2 separate regions of the Homo sapiens genome follow, and region 1 is linked to region 2. A link is a loop called in an ENCODE intact Hi-C map of the cell type or tissue named here. Cell type or tissue: PC-3. All regions are shown on one strand. Links, peaks and the distances in the headings refer to the core of each region. The heading gives the core; the rest is flanking DNA. Region 1 has its middle 200 kb from the start of PTCHD4. Region 2 has its middle 650 kb from the start of PTCHD4.

The links. Peaks named below come from ENCODE experiments on the same cell type or tissue, not always from the same donor. Only the 100,000 strongest peaks of a DNase experiment are listed, where the experiment ranks them.
Region 1: a loop joins it to region 2, with 3 times the contacts of the local background. A loop is called at or near these places in 3 of 110 quality-filtered maps.

The regions. Positions count from the first base shown.
Region 1 is chr6:48,312,870-48,317,280 of GRCh38, reverse strand. No RefSeq gene overlaps it. Among named protein-coding and RNA genes, the nearest start is that of PTCHD4, 200 kb to the right of the region's middle. In PC-3, for the core only: no CTCF peak of the experiment used is centred there; no DNase peak of the experiment used is centred there.
Region 2 is chr6:48,763,375-48,767,785 of GRCh38, reverse strand. No RefSeq gene overlaps it. Among named protein-coding and RNA genes, the nearest start is that of PTCHD4, 650 kb to the right of the region's middle. RefSeq lists an enhancer at 2,156-2,753. In PC-3, for the core only: CTCF peaks have their summits at 2,024 and 2,224 (motif pointing right); DNase peaks (open chromatin) are centred at 1,225 and 2,255; H3K27ac peaks cover 2,874 bases.

The DNA.
Region 1 (4,411 bases), core at 247-4,246, 450 kb after region 2:
TTGGATTATTTGCAAAACCATTAATGAGACACTACTGAAGCCCAGTGACATCTATAAAAATGAATGTATGAGCACTTAGAAGGGCATGCATTTTTAATGCACTGCATGAATAATAACAGCAGACTATAAATCCTACTGGAAATGGCAAAGCTTTGAATGTAGAAATCTTATCAAATATATTCCCTATTTTAGTAGAAATGAGCAGCCAGATAAATTTTCCTGGAAAGTGTAGGAAACTCTATGCCATGAAGGGGCTTATCCAGAGGAAAGAAAAGGAAGCTAGTAGAATAAATCCTAATCCCATTCATTTTCCAGTTTTGTCCACAGGTATCTACAATGAAAGAAGGGTAAATAGATAGATAATCATACTGACATAGAGAAAGACTAATTTTGAAAGCCTCCAACATTTTTTTAAAAATTTAATTTTTTTTTTGCATTAAGCTCCCTTTTATTTATCTGTGTTACCTTTTGTCTCTAAAACTCAACAGGCACCATATTCCATCTAGTCTATTTTTTAATTATACTTTAAGTTTTAGGGTACTATGCAGCCATAAAAAAAGATGAGTTCATGTCCTTTGTAGAGACATGGATGAAGCTGGAAACCATCATTCTCAGCAAACTATCGCAAGGACGAAAAACCAAAAACCGCATGTTCTCACTCATAGGTGGGAATTGAACAATGAGAACACAAAGACACAGGAAGGGGAACATCACACACTGGGGCCTGTTGTGGGGTGGGGGGAGTGGGGAGGGATAGCATTTGGAAAAATTTAAATCTTAAAAAGAAAACTTCACTTGGATGGAAATTTTATAGTATCTCCTTTTAATTCCCATTGCCATCTGGCATTAAGTTCCTGAAGATAACAATTATTTTAAGTAAGCATTGCTACCTTCCCTATGCTATCATCACCACCACCAGATTCTCCTACCAAAAGTAGAGAGAGAATGACTTTTCATTTTTTGGTCCCTGAAACTTTTATTCTTTAATATATTTTTATTGTAGAATAGTTAGAAAAGTGGCAAAGACAAAATAGAGAGTCCCTGTATAACCTGACCCTAATTGTTTGTGGTTGACATTTCCCTGGAGCATTAAGGTGAAATGTCACATTAACATTGAGTAATATGGTACTCTACTCAGAATGACCTTTAAAGGTAATAACCAAGCCAGCATTCTCTTGGTTTCTCTGTGGTATTTATTCTTTGTGAAAAGAAGTCATAAAAAAAAAAAGTGTGAATGGGGCCTTTCCAAAATTCAGTCAGCTTAATAGGCCTTATTCACGAGAAAGGTTGTATGAGTAGGTTACAGAATAAAATACATCTCATCTTTCCTATATGTTTCTTAATGTCTCAATTTAATCCTTCCTGGAGATTCCCTTTTCCTGTCCAAGTATCTTGTCCGTGGAAACTGAAGCCTCAGAACTAGTATGACACCATCTACAGTTCCAGCTGTTTCTGATTCCGGAAAGACAGCTTAAACCCCATCCTGATGAACATTTCGTGTGTATGTGGTCGGGGGGTGAGGTGAGAGGGTAAATCTTTACTCCATAAAGGTAATGAAGTAAAACTTCACACAAAAATATAAAAAAGAAGTGTTCAGAAAAGAATATTTATAATATAGAATTAAACTAGGAATATTCCGTCTAATTAAACAGTTACTGAATCTCAGTTTTTCCCCAAATTACCATATCAGTTGTAATGTGACTTAAGAGAAGGCAAAAATAGCAGCTGCTTCGAGGCTACCCCAGGTGGTGGCTTTGGCAAATGTCAGGGAAGGTGGCCACAGCTGTAGGGTCTCTGCACTTTTGGCCCATCTAGAACTCTAAAGAGATGAAATTACTAGGTGCTCTGTGGTTCTCCTCAAAGGCTTTCATGCCCTGTGGGACAGTGGTTAAGGATACTCTGTGTGTGTGTTTGAAACTTGGGGAAACTCAAGTAGCTGCCTAACGAAAAGTTTCACAGCTTGTGTTATCCCGCTATCAGATTCCTACCAATCTGCACTTGATAAACAATTGGGGAACCAGCCACCTTCTGTAATATGGGCAGTAGAGCAGGAGAAATGTAAGCTGAATCTATTTGTGTTTATTCTGACCCACCACTTAGTGCATTTGTGTTTATAAATTCCTGAGCATGTGGGGAACCTCAGTGATTCAGAGTTGCCAGAGGTTTCTGTATTGCCCCAGGCTCAAAAATACCTGCTGAGTCCGTCTTCTCATTCAGGTAAACAAATTGCTTTCTTAAAAATTAAAAAGAAATAAATAAAATAAACTTTTGAATATTTTGGACCATTAGACGTTCAAACCTTAGTGTTTATTATAAATTATTTTAAAGAAATCACTTTGTTCTCATACACTGTTTTGGAATCAGATACTCATTTAAATTATGTAATTTCAACTGTCAGCTCGCTGCATTCCTCTTGTGGTGTGATCATCTTGACATATGGGTTGTCATTTTATTGTTTAAACAAATATTTTCACGTGTTCCAAGACCATCAAATGTATGCTACATGCATAATTATTTGTGTCCTGTTCAACTATCCTGTTCTAGTGACTACATTAGAGATGTGGTAGTTCTTCTCTACCCAGGTATCTCCCTGAAGGATTTTCCGGGATAATTTTGAACACAGGTTATTTTTCCTGATATGGTGGTCTTTGACATCGTTCCCTCAAAAGCTGGAACACCCCTTCACTCTAGACACTAAATCACCTAGCAGGGAGCACAGAGATCAAGCTGGATCTTGAAGTGCTAATGATAATGGTCACCTGAGGTGCTCAAAGAATTAGATTGAATGGACCTGGTATTCTGAGGAACAGGAAAGGAAAGGGAGTGGGAGACCCAGGAAGGAAGGGCAAGTTTTACATGGAGGAAAAGAATGAAACAATAAGGGTATTCTGGAATTTGAAAATAGTGTGAGTGGGAGGTAGATCTGTAGTGCCACCAACTCAGCCCTAGTTCATACTTAGTACAAATTGCTTGTGAAAAATTGTCCCCTACCTATGGAATTCAAAGATAAAGAAATTGAGATAAACACAAAACAAACATGCAAATACATTTTTTAATCATCATAAAGCAAGAGAAAGAAATAGAAAGCACATCAAGATAAAATGAAGGCAGTGGCCTCGGAATTTTTTTTTAATAAGTGAAAAATATTCTAGCATTAAGGTTTTTTCATAAAGAAATAATGTTTAAAAGCATAAAGATATTCGTTATGAGTCTGAACATTATTTTTAAAACATTTTTAACAACTAACATATCCCATGGCGTGCAAGGAATTAGAGGGTGTTGAGACAGAAAAGTGTCCTGTCACTAAGTCTAGGGTTTTCTACAGTTTTTATAGTGTTAGCTCCCTAGACACGTCCCTTTTACCAGTATGTTTTTTTTAATACTGCTATGTCCTTTTCTTGTCCCACACTGCCACCCCAGTCTAGAAGTCTGTTTTCAAAAGAGAAGTGGGTTCATTATGCCTGGCGTTAATTTTTGCTACCTAAAACTTCTAAGCACTAACTGATTTTGTATAATTAAATGCAAGTGTAAATTTGGTGTCTGCTCATTAAACATATTAATTTAATTCTTATCTTTGCTATATACTGCAAATAACGGAAACTTATATTATGCTTTGAGGTTTTTAAAGTTATTCCTCATGCTTCATTTCATTTGATTTCAAAATAGTTGTGAAAAAAAGGTAGGACACCAGCTCTGTATTTTTTCCATAGGTCAGCGAGATACAGGGGGCAGAAATTCATGTGATACAATAAAGTGATGAAAATAAACTCTGAACCAAATTATCCTTTCACTTGTTCCATGAATATTTTCTGAATCCTCCTTTTTTGAGAAAAAGCAATAGAGAAAAGCAAGATGGTTATCACCTGGAAACAATCTCGTGAGGCAGAGTGTCATTGAATATAAAACTGACAGTACACAAAAGACTGTAAGGAAGAAAAACAGAGTGTGATGGATGTGAGTAACAGGTTGTATTAGTTTCCTATTGCTGATGTAACAAACCACCACAAACTTAGTGGCTTAAATAATACAAATGTATTATCTCACTGTTCCATAAATCGAAGTCTCACGTGGGTCTCAATGAGATAAAATGAAGATGTTTACAGGTCTGCATTCCTTCTGTGGGTTCTACACATAATTCCCTTTTCCTGTTTTTTTAATATTCTAAAGATTGCCCGAATTTATTGGCTCCCAGCCTTCTTCCATCTTACAGGCCAGCAATGCTGAATTGAGCTCTTCTCACCATCACCGTGAGCTCCTGCCTCTTCCTCCTTCTATTTTAAAGGAACTTTGTGATTACATCAGGCCCACCTGGAGAGTCCAGGATAATCTCTTTATGCAAGTTCAGCTGATTTGCAACCTCAATTTTATCTGTAACCTTAATTCCCCTTTGCCATAAAACCTAGAATATTCA
Region 2 (4,411 bases), core at 322-4,321:
TAAGTACATCTGCTCCTTAGGATTTGTTACTAACTTTATAGTTATAATTTCCTAATTATAATTTTCCAATAATAGTTTCCTAATTTCATAATAGTTCTTCTACAACCTAATGGTGATCCCTCAAATGTAAAGTTTGTTATCAGGAATAATTTTCAACAAGAAATAAAACTTTAAAAGAAGGTGATTCTATAGTTATTAAAATATTGCTAGAAACATATTAAAGCAAGAAAATCAATCAAGAGATAAAGAACATCACTACATCAAGTGTTAAATCTTCCACAAACTATGAGTGGATGATTTACAAAACAAAATAAAATCTCAAAGACACTGGAACAAAAAGTTTCCCATGTATTGTTATATATTTTTCTCTATATTAGTTTGTTCTTGAAGAGAAATTGATGTAGAAAAATCTTAATCTCATACATGCTTCCTCAAAATGGAAAATTTGAAGTTATAAATATTGTATTGGATAATTATATTGGATGCATATAAGAGTGAAAACATTGATGTTATTAGCATTTCCAGTGCACACAAGATAGATCCTTGTATTCATGGTGTTATTTTTCAAGGTGTTCAAGCAAATGGAGGTGATGTATATTAATTGATAGAGTGGAAGTTGTGTAGTAACTTGGAATGTACTCCCTGCAGGTAAAGATGATTTATTTCACAATTTGCTCATTGCTTCATCTGTGGGATAAATAAATGAAGTTATTATTGAAAAGTATTATTAGGGCTCTAAAAAATGTAAGTCATGAGTAAAAGAACTTAAGCCTCAGAGTAGTAATGGTGAGATGGCAGCAAAAGGTGTCTAGATTTAATTTTAATGTCTTCTGAGTCTGAAAGTCTATATTTTTAAGCAGGGGAACATACACAGTATAAATACTTCTATAATATTCATATTTGTATATCAAGTATCTGTAGCATTGAGTACATTTTTTAGTGCTTCTCATTTCTTTTACCTGATGTTATGGTAATCTATTTACTAATAATATGAGCCCAAATTCACATGTACTATCCACTTGAGCAAAGCATTTAACCTGTATTTGTATTATCCTTAAAATAATTCTGTAGGATAGATTTTTTTTTAATTTTACTTTTTGGGAAACTCATGTTCACAGAATTTAAGTCCCTTGATGAAAATATCATAGCAAGTGACTGAGTCAGTTAAGGAAAGAAATCTGGACTTTGAATTCTGCTTTGTGTGACTCACATCTGGGTGTTTTTCACCCCATGGTACTTGGAACTCCCTTTGTGCAGGGCTACATATTACTCACTTGAATCAATTTCTCAACCTTACTTCACCTGTAATGCTACAGGTCAAATCTGCTGAATGGATATGTAATTGAGAAGAATCTGGCGGGCATAGTGATGTCGTGTTAGATAAAAACTTCGGGGATCCCTGTGTTCCAGCATGTTCTGGACCTAGATAATAGTATGACCTTGAATACATTATTTCACCTTCTTTGTGGGCATCAAATTCTTCAAGTACAAAAAAGGAAGTAGTTATTAAAATTACATCTGATCATGGTTTTGTAATCTAGAACTCTATAAATAGGAGCTATTAGTAGCAGGGATAAAATTAATAATCCCAGCACTGGTCTTTATTCCAAGTTTATCCTGTCACTGCCAATATGCCGGCCAATCCCTGTAGCCTCTACCTCTTGGGCTCAAGCTATCCTCCCAACTCAGCTCCCCAAAGTGCTGGGATTACAGGAGCAATCCCAGCAACATGTCTGGCTAACTGGCCAGTCTTTTAAACATTTTGTTCTGGGATACACACTTCTACCTTCAGTCTTGTATTTTCTTCTTAGAATGAGAGCAACAGAAAATGCTCTATGATAGTATGAAAAGGAGATAAAGAGTCTAACACATAAATCTGGAACTTGAGACCATTTCATACATTTTTTACTTGGTAATCTGTGCTTTTGGTAAGTCCCTCAAAAAGTACGAAGTGGCAAGGATAGCTCAAAGAGTTTAAAGCCTAATTTAGTGTTCCTTTTTTATTCCATGTTTATTGCAGCACTATTCACAATAGCTATGATTTGGAAGCAACCTAGGGTCCATCAATAGATAAATGAATGAAAAAAAATGTGATATATTGACTATTGTTTCTTAACACAGCCACAGCAGTATTTTTGTTTTCATTTGACAAAAACATTACATTGATGTAATTTGATACTGAAGACACATTTTTTTTCTCCATACTGGATATCCATATAAGCAGTAGGTGGCTCTCTTGAGCTATTCGTTCGAGCATTCGGAAGTCTGACTGCCCGGGGATTCAGCCACACTTGGTAGATGGCAATCCCCTGTAAATACCTTGGGAGGAAAGGCCACTAACTCGAGAAAATCCAGATTATTGTATTACTTTCTAAGTGCTCTAAATGTTAATGCTGTGTTTTTTAAAGATACGCTGGAAATATGAAAATACACAGATTATCTCTTCAATTAAAGAAAATAACTTGCCTATGTTTCCCTACCAGTTTTCCTGATTCAAGACATATGCATTACAATAGTGAATTTAAAATTCCTTTGAGGATAAAGAGCTAGAAAAGATTAAGAAATTCATTGAACTACCCATCTGTTTTAGGTTTTTCTGTCCTCATATGCTTGACTGTGATAAGAAGATGGAAGTAAATGAATTGTAAATCGCACTGTTAACATTTAAAGTTTTACCAAATAAGGGTGGTTATTTTTCCTTTATTACATCAATGCTTTGTGTGGTGATTGCTATTCATAGTTGGAAATCCCAGCCAGGCTATAGAAGATTTTAGGTTTTATATTTTAAAATTTTTATATGTAGAAGGCAGAAAATGGTTTCATATTTTCTCTCTGCTAGCAGGTTATTTTTAAAATATAGAACTCTGCATGTGTTTAGTGGCACCACACCCCTCACTTTGTTATGCAACACTATGAGCAGGTAGTGGTAGGGTTTCCTATATTAAGTTTCAGAATTTTATTACCTATCAAGTGTCAGAAAGTTGCTGCCAAGATCATTAAAATCTACACAATAAATAGAGTAAAACTAATTCAACAGTAAAAAAACACATGCAATTGCCAAATCAGAGTTCCCAATATTAAATAACTTCAGAAACCAGACACATAATAAAGACGAGTGAAGCACATCGGGTAATGAAAGGAATGGGAAGGATACGGAGAAATGGAGACTTCTGTTGTGCCTGACCGTATTACTTATCAAAAGCTTTAAATCTGTATTCCGATGAAACTAAATGTATCCGGCCACAGTCTTATTGTTGAATACATGTTTGCAGCTCATGTAGGAAGGGTAGAAGAATCTGGGCTCTTGCCTGGACTCTCTGCTTTGTTTGGTTGTTTTAAATATAAAGTGCTGATATGAGAACAACCAGCTGTAGGCATACACTTATAATCAGCTACAGGAAATCTGGATAGATAAGACCCAGATGAAATTAAATAGAGAATAATAGTTCAAATGGGACACATTGAGACAGATTATTTCCTAATTAAAGTAGTTTGTTGTGTTTCTGAAGTTATTTCAATAAACTAGTATTCTGGTTTTCATCAGAAAATAACTATCACTTAAAAGAAATGGCTACTTCATCATATATTCTGGAAAGTTCCAGCTTTCTCATAGGTAATATAAGTTTTGTTTATTAGAGTTCAGTAGAGTGCTGGACAGTCTGCTATTTCTATACATAAGGAGAGCATTTTAAAAATGAAAGAAAGAATCCTCAGACCAACTTTAATCTTCTGGATGAGTCTACTAAGTTTCAGTTAGGTTAGAGAAATAATCTAAGAGCAAAATTTTAAAAAAGTGATTAGAACATTTGTTTCTTAATTTTATGCCCATAGTGTTACCAGACTTGTGGTTATATGCAAAATATAAAACATCTGCTATATTCTTCCTTACTTCACGACTTTGCAAGACAACAGTTCCATGCAAAAATAACGACACAGGTTTATATAGTTGGAAAAGCCATCATGTTCCACTAAATACCATCAATATTGGTAACTTGCATACAGCCAAGGCAACACTTACCTATAGTAACACAATTTTACCTGTGTGCTGGCAATTCCATTAGACATAACCCCTTCAGATATAGAGACTTCCTGTCAAGGCAGAGAATGACATCCCCTTGAAATAGACAGGCTGGGTACAGACTTTGTTTCGTGAGATTCATGTGTAAGATCATACACACACTCAGTACTTACTGGAAAATGATATTTAATAAGTCCTTCAAACTCAGACCTTTAGTTAAAGTTAACATACAAAATTCTTCAAATTTAATGATGTAATCATATGCTTGAAATTCTCCAAATTCAGTTATGCATTCCAATCTCTTCACATTAAGGCACGTATAATAAAGGATACTATTTGTAGAGCAGACTAGGACCCACCTCATGGTCAGACACTCTTGTAAAAGAGACACTC